Regions from separate parts of the Mus musculus genome. Here region 1 is linked to region 2. The links are chromatin loops, found by intact Hi-C in ENCODE. Cell type or tissue: left cerebral cortex. All regions are shown on one strand. Links, peaks and the distances in the headings refer to the core of each region. The heading gives the core; the rest is flanking DNA.

Region 1 (4,395 bases), core at 194-4,193, 120 kb before region 2:
CTGACCTAAATCTCTATGCTGTATAATAGCTTTTTTTTTTCTTAATGGATTCGAAGTTTCTTTTTCCCTACCTACTTAGAAAGGTAACATTTAGAAGTTAAAAAACAAGTCAACTTTTCTGAACTAGTCGCCAGTGGGGAGTCTGTCTGTCCCCTTCTGTGAAGACTGTCTTCTAGGTATCTACAGAGCATGCCAGCTCATGAACCAGACAAAAGTCTTACCCTTCTAATACAGAGACCAACACAAAGGGAAATAAAAAGGGAACAAAGTGCTGGAAATGGGGTCTGTCTTAAAGACAATAATCTCAGGGGCCCTCCCAAGAAAGCCCCCTCTAAGCATACACCCAATAGCTTGGGCTGCTCAGGGCACTGTAGGCAAGCAGGTTTTCACCCCAAACATGAGGCTCCCAGGTCACGCTGTGCTGTGATTTGATTCAAATTGTAAAGGTCTTCTATAGAAATGAGCAGAGTGCACCGGACAATGTGTGGGATGAAGGCTGAGCTGTCTGTGAGGGTGAAGAGGGAGGCGGTTCTGGCTAGAGGAGGAGACAGCTTATATGTAAATATGACTGGGGAAGGAGCTGATCTAGAAAGGTGAAAGAATCCAGACAGTAGGAAGATTAAGGGACAGGAAGAGCTCCTTCACCAAGCCCCAGTTTACATTCCCCACTGACTTTAGACACAACTAATAAATCCACAGTAAAGACTGCCTGCACAGCAATTCTACTCTTTCCTGAGCAGCATCACAACAGGAATAAGGCAGCTAATGAACAGTCAGCCAGCAGCAGTTAAGGCAGCAGTTAAGCCAGAAGAATGCTATAAACTTCTATAACTTTCTAATACTCCATCTACTGAGCCATCTGTCCAGCCCCAAGCTTATCTTTCTGAATGCCTACACTTGAAATCTGCCCACGGTGTTTACTGCTTCTTAATATTGAGTCACCCTGATTCTGATCTAACCTGCAATTCTCTTCTGTGACTTACGATCCCAGCTACACAGGAGTCAACAACGTCTCTAGAAGCAACTCCTCAGACTGCCCAGCAGGAGTGCTGGGCTGCGTCTCCTCATTGCAGGATGGGGCCAGGCCTGCTGCCTGCAGCACTCAATCCTTTCCAGGAGTGATGAGAAAATCAACAAAATATAAAAGCCAGGAAGCTTTTCTTGGGGCTTAACATATAATGTGGGTATTTTCCTCTCTGTTTATTTCCTGCCTGCAGCTATGTTTAGAGGGTCGCTGACAGCGTTCAACCAACTACTAAATAATTAGGTGTTGCAGCCTATTTGATCACACTGTGAATCCCAAGATTGTGTTATTTACTGAAAAAACCCTGTTTCTAGTTGTGGTGTGGCTCAACCTTAGCACACACCTTTCATCCCTCTGGCTGGAATACAGACACATCCTTACTACACACCTTTAGTCCCAAACAATGAAGGTAACATTAGTTTGTAGAAGGAAGCACCCATGTTTGAAAGTGATGTCTAATTGAATGGCAGAAAAAGTGATGAATCAGAGAAAGTTTTGACAGAATAGGATATGCCCAGCTCTCAGAAGAGAGAGGAAAGGGAAGCTACTTAAGAGAGCAGGAGAGAGAGGGGGGGGGGGAGGGAGGGAGGGAGGGGAGAGAGAGAGGGGGGGGGCAGTTTTAAAAGAGGACAATCAATCCCAGCACTCGGGAGGTAGAGGCAGGAGGATTTCTGAGTTCGAATCCAGCCTGGTCTACAAAGTGAGTTCCAGGACAGCCAGGGCTACACAGAGAAACCCTGTCTCAAAAAACAAACAAACAAACAAACGAACAAAAAAGAGGACACTCACACAGAGACAGGTTATGGGAAGAACAAGTTAGATACAGGTGAAGACAGAATGAGCCAGCGAATGAGAAGGAGCCAGAAGATTGGAACAGGTTGCTAGGGTTAGTGTGAAACCAAGTAGAGCAATTCAGGAGAAAAGAGCAAGAAGCCAGATTGAATCAAGTCAGATTGGAGAGGAATTTTGAGCTAAGACAGCTGAGTTGAACCAGCCAGGTAGAGATGAAAAAGAACTACATAAGGGTGAACTTATTCAGTAGCCAAGTCTCAGAGGCTGAAAACATTCTAGGCCTAGATAAGATTGCATGGAGGCTGGAAGCTTCCAAGACCAGGCATAGGTTAGAAGACAGAGGTAGTAAACCTCGGAGACAGCAATTACATCAGGCAAACAAAAGATAATTTTACAATTCAGGCTTTTACTAAGCTTTATTTATACTGTATTCTTCGAGACAATTCAGCACGATGTTTGAAGGCTTAATAGTGAAATGGGTCTTGACATCTGAGGTTTAGATCTTCTCCCTGTCTCTCCATCTCAGCAAAGAGCCCTCCCTCGTGACTGCCCATCACTGAGGCTGAGTCGTCAGGCTTTCCTTTACAAAGGCTTAATAAATACTACTATTCCATCTAGGTCACTGACAGGATACCCATGGGATGTCCACACACACAACCACACAGAGATGGCAGAAGAAACTGCCATCAAATGGCAGTATACGCATGCAACAGGTTGCCTCTTGCCAAATGCACACATGTCCCTCTGGTGGGGGTGGGGAAGCCTTCCTCCTGGCTCTGTAGGTTGTCACTTATTGCTCCATTCCACCTCCAGCAGCATGGTCAATGACCTGCGGCATTACACAGGGTTATTTTATCATAAAACAGGCACTTTAACTAGGGGTTAGGGAAATGAACAGGGAGTGTATTAGGTAATTCTGGAACAAACCATATCTTAGGAAGGATCAGGCCAAGAGCAAGCAGAACAAGAAGGCAAGCAAGAAAACATTGGGTCTCTGCAGAGAGGTGCTAGGAGATAGAAGGAGCCTCAGTGTGCCAAAGAGAAGTTGACTTCTAACCCCTTCTAGATCCAGACTTGCCTGACCCCAGAACCCAGGCTGGCAGCAGAGCTCTGGGGATGAATCCCCTAAGAAAGAGTCCGTTCTTCTGATGTAGTTCAGGACTAAGCCATGTTTACCCCAATGTCAGAGATAACAAGCACTGAATCAAGTTAACTGGATAGGTTAGATGCTTCTATTCCGGCTGCCCTCCACCACCCACTCTCCTGCTGAACAACTCCTCACTTCTCCAGTGTGTGCTGCCCCCGTTATGTTCTGCCCCTTCCTCTTCTGGAAAGATACCTTCCTTCTTGCCACATTAAAATTTGCATCTTCCATGAAGCAATTCCAGATCCCTCCCTGTGTCTGAGACCAATTTATCTGTCCTACAGTATAGCATTTCTACCTTCCAGTAAACAAGCCATGTTCATGGGTTCTAGCTTCTGCTAGAGCACAAGTCATCTGGAGAGTGAGCCATGACGATTCATGTTCTACATCACACAGAGATAACTGAAGAATCAGACTAAGCAACAGCACACCATGCAGGTTTTATTCAAACTGTGTTCAAGTATTATTTTACTAATAATGACACGCCAGTTTATGCGGTGACTGTTATAATTGTATGGAGTTTGATACCACAGTGTTGTCTCTCAAAGCCAGAACACAGCAATACCTAAATCCCACCAACAGCCAAACACACAATCAAAGCTAGCTTGTTTGTTTGTTTAAATCAAACTTACCTCATTAGCTAAGGCAAACGTCCCCCAGTGAATCGCCACAGATCTCTTTGTTTGAAGGTCAATGTGAATCCTTACAGCATCTTCTGGGTCTGCATGCTGGTATTTCATAAACCACCTGATGAAATACAGCCATTAATTAATGCAGTGTTTGCGAACAGCCAAATCCAAATGATTGCTTCATCTAATCAACACTGGATAGTCTGCATATCTGGAGAGAGAGTTGTGCAGTTAAGAGCATAAACTACTTTTGCAGAAGACCTGAGTTGTTTCCACATCAGGCATCTCACAAGTGCCTATAACCTCAGCTCCAGGAGATCCAGTGCCTCTGTCTGACCTCCTTGGACACTTGCACACTCAGACATACACACAGACATACACACACATACACTCAGTTAAAATTAAATAAGCCGGGCAGTGGTGGCACATGCCTTTAATCCCAGCACTTGGGAGGCAGAGACAGGCAGATTTCTGAGTTTGAGGCCAGCCTGGTCTACAGTGAGTTCCAGGACAGCCAGGGCTGCACAGAGAAGCCCTGTCTCGAAAAACCAAAAAATAAAATAAAATAAAACTTAAATCAAAAAGATTCCTCATGGGCTGGTGTGATGGCTCAGCGGTTAAGAGCTCTGACTGCTCTTCCAAAGGTCCTGAGTTCAAATCCCAGCAACCACATGGTGGCTCACAACCATCCATAACAAAATCTGATGCTCTCTTCTGGAGTGTCTGAAGACAGCTACAGTGTACTTACATATAATAAATGAATAAATATTTTTTAAAAAAGATTCTTCACAGGACTGTGAACGTTT
Region 2 (4,390 bases), core at 391-4,390:
GTCTTGTCTACAGATCCAAGTTCCAGGACAGCTAGGGCTACACCAAGAAACCCCATATCAAAAGAACAAAACAAAACCAAAACCAACCAACCAACCAACAAGAAAAAGAATGTAAGTCATTGTGCAGTCATGTAAGTTAGGCGCCAGTCGTGGATGACAATACAGCCTTCTTGATATTTTATGCACATGAGTCCAAAAGACTCTTAATGAGCCACAGACCAATGTCCAACCAACTATAAGACAACTTTACTAATATTTCGACCCAAAACTCCCTGCAACGTTCCTTAGTCTGCATCCTAGCCCTGGCTACCATTAGTCTACTCCTCCAACCCTGGCTACACATCTCCATCAACAGGCTCTGCCTGTGCAGAACATTACTCAGTTTCCACATTGCCAACAGAATGGTTCTTTTCAACCTTAGAGACATGTGAGCTTGTGTGTGTGTGCACGTGGAGGCCAGACCACACGCTCAAGTGTTATTCCTCATGCAGTCAAGCGTTTCCCTCCTCCAGTCAGTCTCTCACTTGCCTGGGGTCCACCTTGCATCTGGACTAGCTCATCAGTAAGCACACACAGCCGTCTCTTCCACCGCAGTGCTGGGATTACATAACGTGCTTTGCTCAGAACCTCAAGTCTTCTGATTCTTCCTGTCCCCTTTGCTCCCCTACCAAATCCCCAGACTTTCTAAACTGGGTTCTGGGGCTGAACTTACACAGTCTTACACGTACTCCAGTGACTTATCTCCCTGAGGCTAGCCTGGGAAACGCTGATGACTTAATGTCTTCAAGGATATTAATTCATTCCTAAATATAGCTTTAAAAATATAGCATAAACATCTAGACTAGGTTTTTCTGGGCCTACTTTTCCACAGCCTTGATCCCCCATGTGTGGTCAGACATTCTTCACTCCTGTGTCTCTGGTATTCTGTCTTCTACCCAGAATGCCTTTTTTCCCTTCTCTACTTCATTAACTGCCACTCCTGTTTTAAAGATCTGCTGGAGTTTGTTGTCTGCTTTTTAAAAGATAGGGCTTTATGTAGCCCAGGCTAGTCTCTAACTGCTGTGTAGTCAAGGCCTTTGAACTTCTAACTTTCCCATCTCCATTTCTCAAGTCCTCCGTTTATAGGTGCACATCACCATTCCCAGAGACATTACTTTTCGCTGTGAAGGCTTGCTTGACAGCTATGGCTGAAACAGCATACTATGGGCTTAGCAATTAAGAGCTTACTTATGACTATCATGTTGAACTGCCTTAAAATACAGGGTACTAATGGGAAACTAGGAATGCAGCCTAAGTTTGATGCTCTGAATGAGCGAAAGCTCTGCATAGCAAATACCTTCCAATCTTTGGGATCAAGTGTTTTCAGCATGGGGAATTCTTCTAACTGTAACTCTTCATCTTCTGATTCCTCTGACAACTCTTTCTTATCTTCCAGTTCCTGAAAAGATGTAGAAGCATTTCTGTTTCTCCTCTTAACAAAAGCTTCAAACCATCTTCCCACAGGTTCAACTTGACAGACTGAAGAGGCTGTGAGGGAGAACAGTAAGACTTAATTTATTGCATGGAACACATCTATTTCAAGGCCACACAGTTTCTTAGGGAGAGCAGAACAATGATGTCAGAATATAATTTTAAAACCACCAACTATAAAAATCCCAGTTGCACCCTGGGTAACAAATTATCATTGGTAACATCTTTTTATTCCAGCAGTCTCTTCCAGTTGATGTGCCACTAAGGTTGATGAGGTGAGCTCAATGCCCAGAACCCATATGAAGGTAGGAGAGACCTGACTCCATGGACTTTTCTTCTGATCTCTGCACACATGCTGTGTGGCACTCAAAAACACTTGATCAGTTATTTTTTTTAAGCATAAGAAAATAATTTCAGCAGCTAATCAATATTTTCCTGATGATGTGAGAAGGGAAGGCAAGAAACGAGTAATAGTAATAAAAAAAATGATAAAAAGCTACCAAAAAACAAAGACTGCACACTCATGCGATCTTAATTATTAACAGATTAGCTATTAAAATGGTTAATAATTCTAAGGATTCTCTAACAATAATCTGTTGAAATAGACAATTTTCCAAGCCAATGCTGAGAACTCATTACCGTTTCTATGTCTTAATAACACAGGCTGGATGTAAACCCAGAATTTCAGGGCTTTAATCTAGAACTGTAAATTTCTTGAAACAGATTGAATCATTTCAGGATGGAAACAATACCTATCTCACCCAGTTCCTAGAATATTCGAATGCAGTTTTAAAGCTTTAAACTGTTGTAGAGAAAGTAACATGGAATAAATAACTGTAGATATGTATAACAGAAATTAAAAAATGGTAATCTGTGTCAGGAAAAAAGATCATAATTTTAATTTCTTAAGAAATCAAAGGGCAATTTTCTGGTGCACAATTTGTGGGCATCATTTTCTAAGACCCTTTCTTTTTCACGTTTTAACTGGCTTATGATATTAAGATTTCCTCCACCTAACACAGGAGAGGAGTCAAACGCGAAAATGAACCGGCTGAGTAGCGGGGGCGTGGCTTTCAAAACCGTGTCTTGGAAGCCTTTCCCTCACTACAGGATTACCGCGACACACAAACGCAACACGTGCCATGGGAAACATTTAAAAATTATATTCAACAAGTGCCCACGGTAAGCGGCTATGGGAATTAATGTAGATCATTAAAATGAGAGACCCGACACTTGAAATACTTTCTGGCGTGCAGGGCTATAAACCAAAACCCCTACAGCAGGAGGCTAAGTTGTGCTTTTAACCATCCTTGGTGTACGCCAAGCTGTCCAGGAGCATTCACAGGGGGCTTCCAACGGAATGAGGAAGTTCTGAGTTCCGACAAGCAAAATACACAGCCGGGAGCAAAGGTGGAGGCGAAGGGCTGAACAGCGTTTACAAGGCTTTGTATCTCTCCCGGCACGCGGGTGCGTGCAGCGGGGTCGCTCCGCCGTGGGCAGGGGGGGTGCCTTAGGGGGCCTTTCGGGGTACAGGAGGGCTCGGTCCTCAGCTGTTCAGCCCGCTCCGTGAGTCAGCAGCCTCACCAGGATGAAGGAACCACAGGTGCACAAGGAAGACGCCCCCACCCTCCTTTCCGAGAAACCGGGGACACTTCAAATTACAGCACTGAGCAGCAGGGGCTCGTCACAGTCCCCCGAGTCCCGGAGCAGATTGCCGGGGTCAAGGCTACCGAGCCAGGGGTTGCTAGGGACAGGGCTGGGGCAGGGGCGCCCGAGGCAGGGCGGAAACTGGGTTGGTGGGCACGTACCGGAGGTCAGAGCGTGGGTGATGGCGGTGCCCTGGCCCTCCGCGGCGCTCGGCAGGAGCAGCATGCTGGTTGGGGCTGGTCCCGCGGACGCCGCGGCTCACGGCCGGCAGGCAGGGCCCTCCGCGTCCGCACTACCTGTGGTCTGAGCCTCGCGCCTAGGCTTTACGCCCCGGAGCCGGCGCATGGAGACGACCAGTGAGCACTTCCGGGATGGGGCTCGCACGGCGCGGCCGCCAACCCCACCCCCACGGCCTCGCGCCAATGCGCGCGGCCGCCTACTTCCTCTGTGACTCTAAACCGACCGGAGACCAAGGAGCTCGAAGGAACAGTTCCTAGACGCATCAGTTCCTACGTGAAAAGGATTGTTTTGGTTTTTGTTTTGTTTTTTTGTTTGTTTTTTCACGTGAGAGCAAGACGGAGGAAATAATTTTGAAAAAGAACTTCACTCACTTTTGTCACCCAGGCCGGCCTCTAACTTGTGAATATCCTGTTTAAATCTCCCAAGTGCTGAGCTACCACCAATCTCTAGGTACCTCATAAAAGTGGAATCATATAACTATATATCATTGTATTGTTATATTAATAATGTTATATATTATAACATTGTCTCTATGTGAGCGGTGTATTCACTAGTATAATGGTCACAGAATTTATTTTTTTAAGGCCAAATAATACTATATTCCCATAACCACATTTTTGTTTACCCATCTTATGTATTTGGGTACTTGGGTTATTCTTCATTTGGCCTTTGCTAATGCAGCTATAAATAGGGCTGTACACGGATCTCTTTGAAATCCTATTTCCAACTTTTTGGCATTTGATATTTAGCAGTAGGATAACTAGTTTATATAGATTTTATTTTAGTTATTTTCAGTTTTTCGCAAGCACTGCAGTATTTTACACCAACAGTGTAAACAGCATCTATTTTTTTTTTCAACATCCGGTCAAACTTTCTTTTTAAACATAATAGTGATCCATGGGTCGGTCATGGTGGCGCACAGCCTTTGTCGCAGCAGATACCTCTAAGTTCTCAGACAGCCTGATCTGTTGCTAGATAGCCAGGACCACGCAGAGCCAGTCTTAAGAAGGAGAGAGAGAAAGAGAGAGGGGAA

Evidence for each region. A loop is a pair of places that touch in the nucleus more often than their neighbours do. Peaks named below come from ENCODE experiments on the same cell type or tissue, not always from the same donor. Only the 100,000 strongest peaks of a DNase experiment are listed, where the experiment ranks them.
Region 1: it touches region 2 in a loop (2.3-fold over the local background); 2 of 42 quality-filtered maps call a loop at or near these places.

The regions. Positions count from the first base shown.
Region 1 is chr5:21,666,897-21,671,291 of GRCm38, forward strand. Napepld (N-acyl phosphatidylethanolamine phospholipase D) reads right to left here. Exons shown (of 5, transcript NM_178728.6): 4 at 3,593-3,707. Among named protein-coding and RNA genes, the nearest start is that of Gm51277, 4.8 kb to the right of the region's middle. In left cerebral cortex, for the core only: CTCF peaks have their summits at 1,069 and 2,498; no DNase peak of the experiment used is centred there.
Region 2 is chr5:21,781,711-21,786,100 of GRCm38, forward strand. It overlaps Dnajc2 (DnaJ heat shock protein family (Hsp40) member C2), which reads right to left and starts at 3,455. Exons shown (of 17, transcript NM_009584.4): 1 at 3,279-3,455; 2 at 1,337-1,527. The coding sequence starts at 3,342. It also overlaps a transcript of Psmc2 not described here. In left cerebral cortex, for the core only: no CTCF peak of the experiment used is centred there; DNase peaks (open chromatin) are centred at 2,629 and 3,528; H3K4me3 peaks cover 1,901 bases; H3K27ac peaks cover 1,034 bases.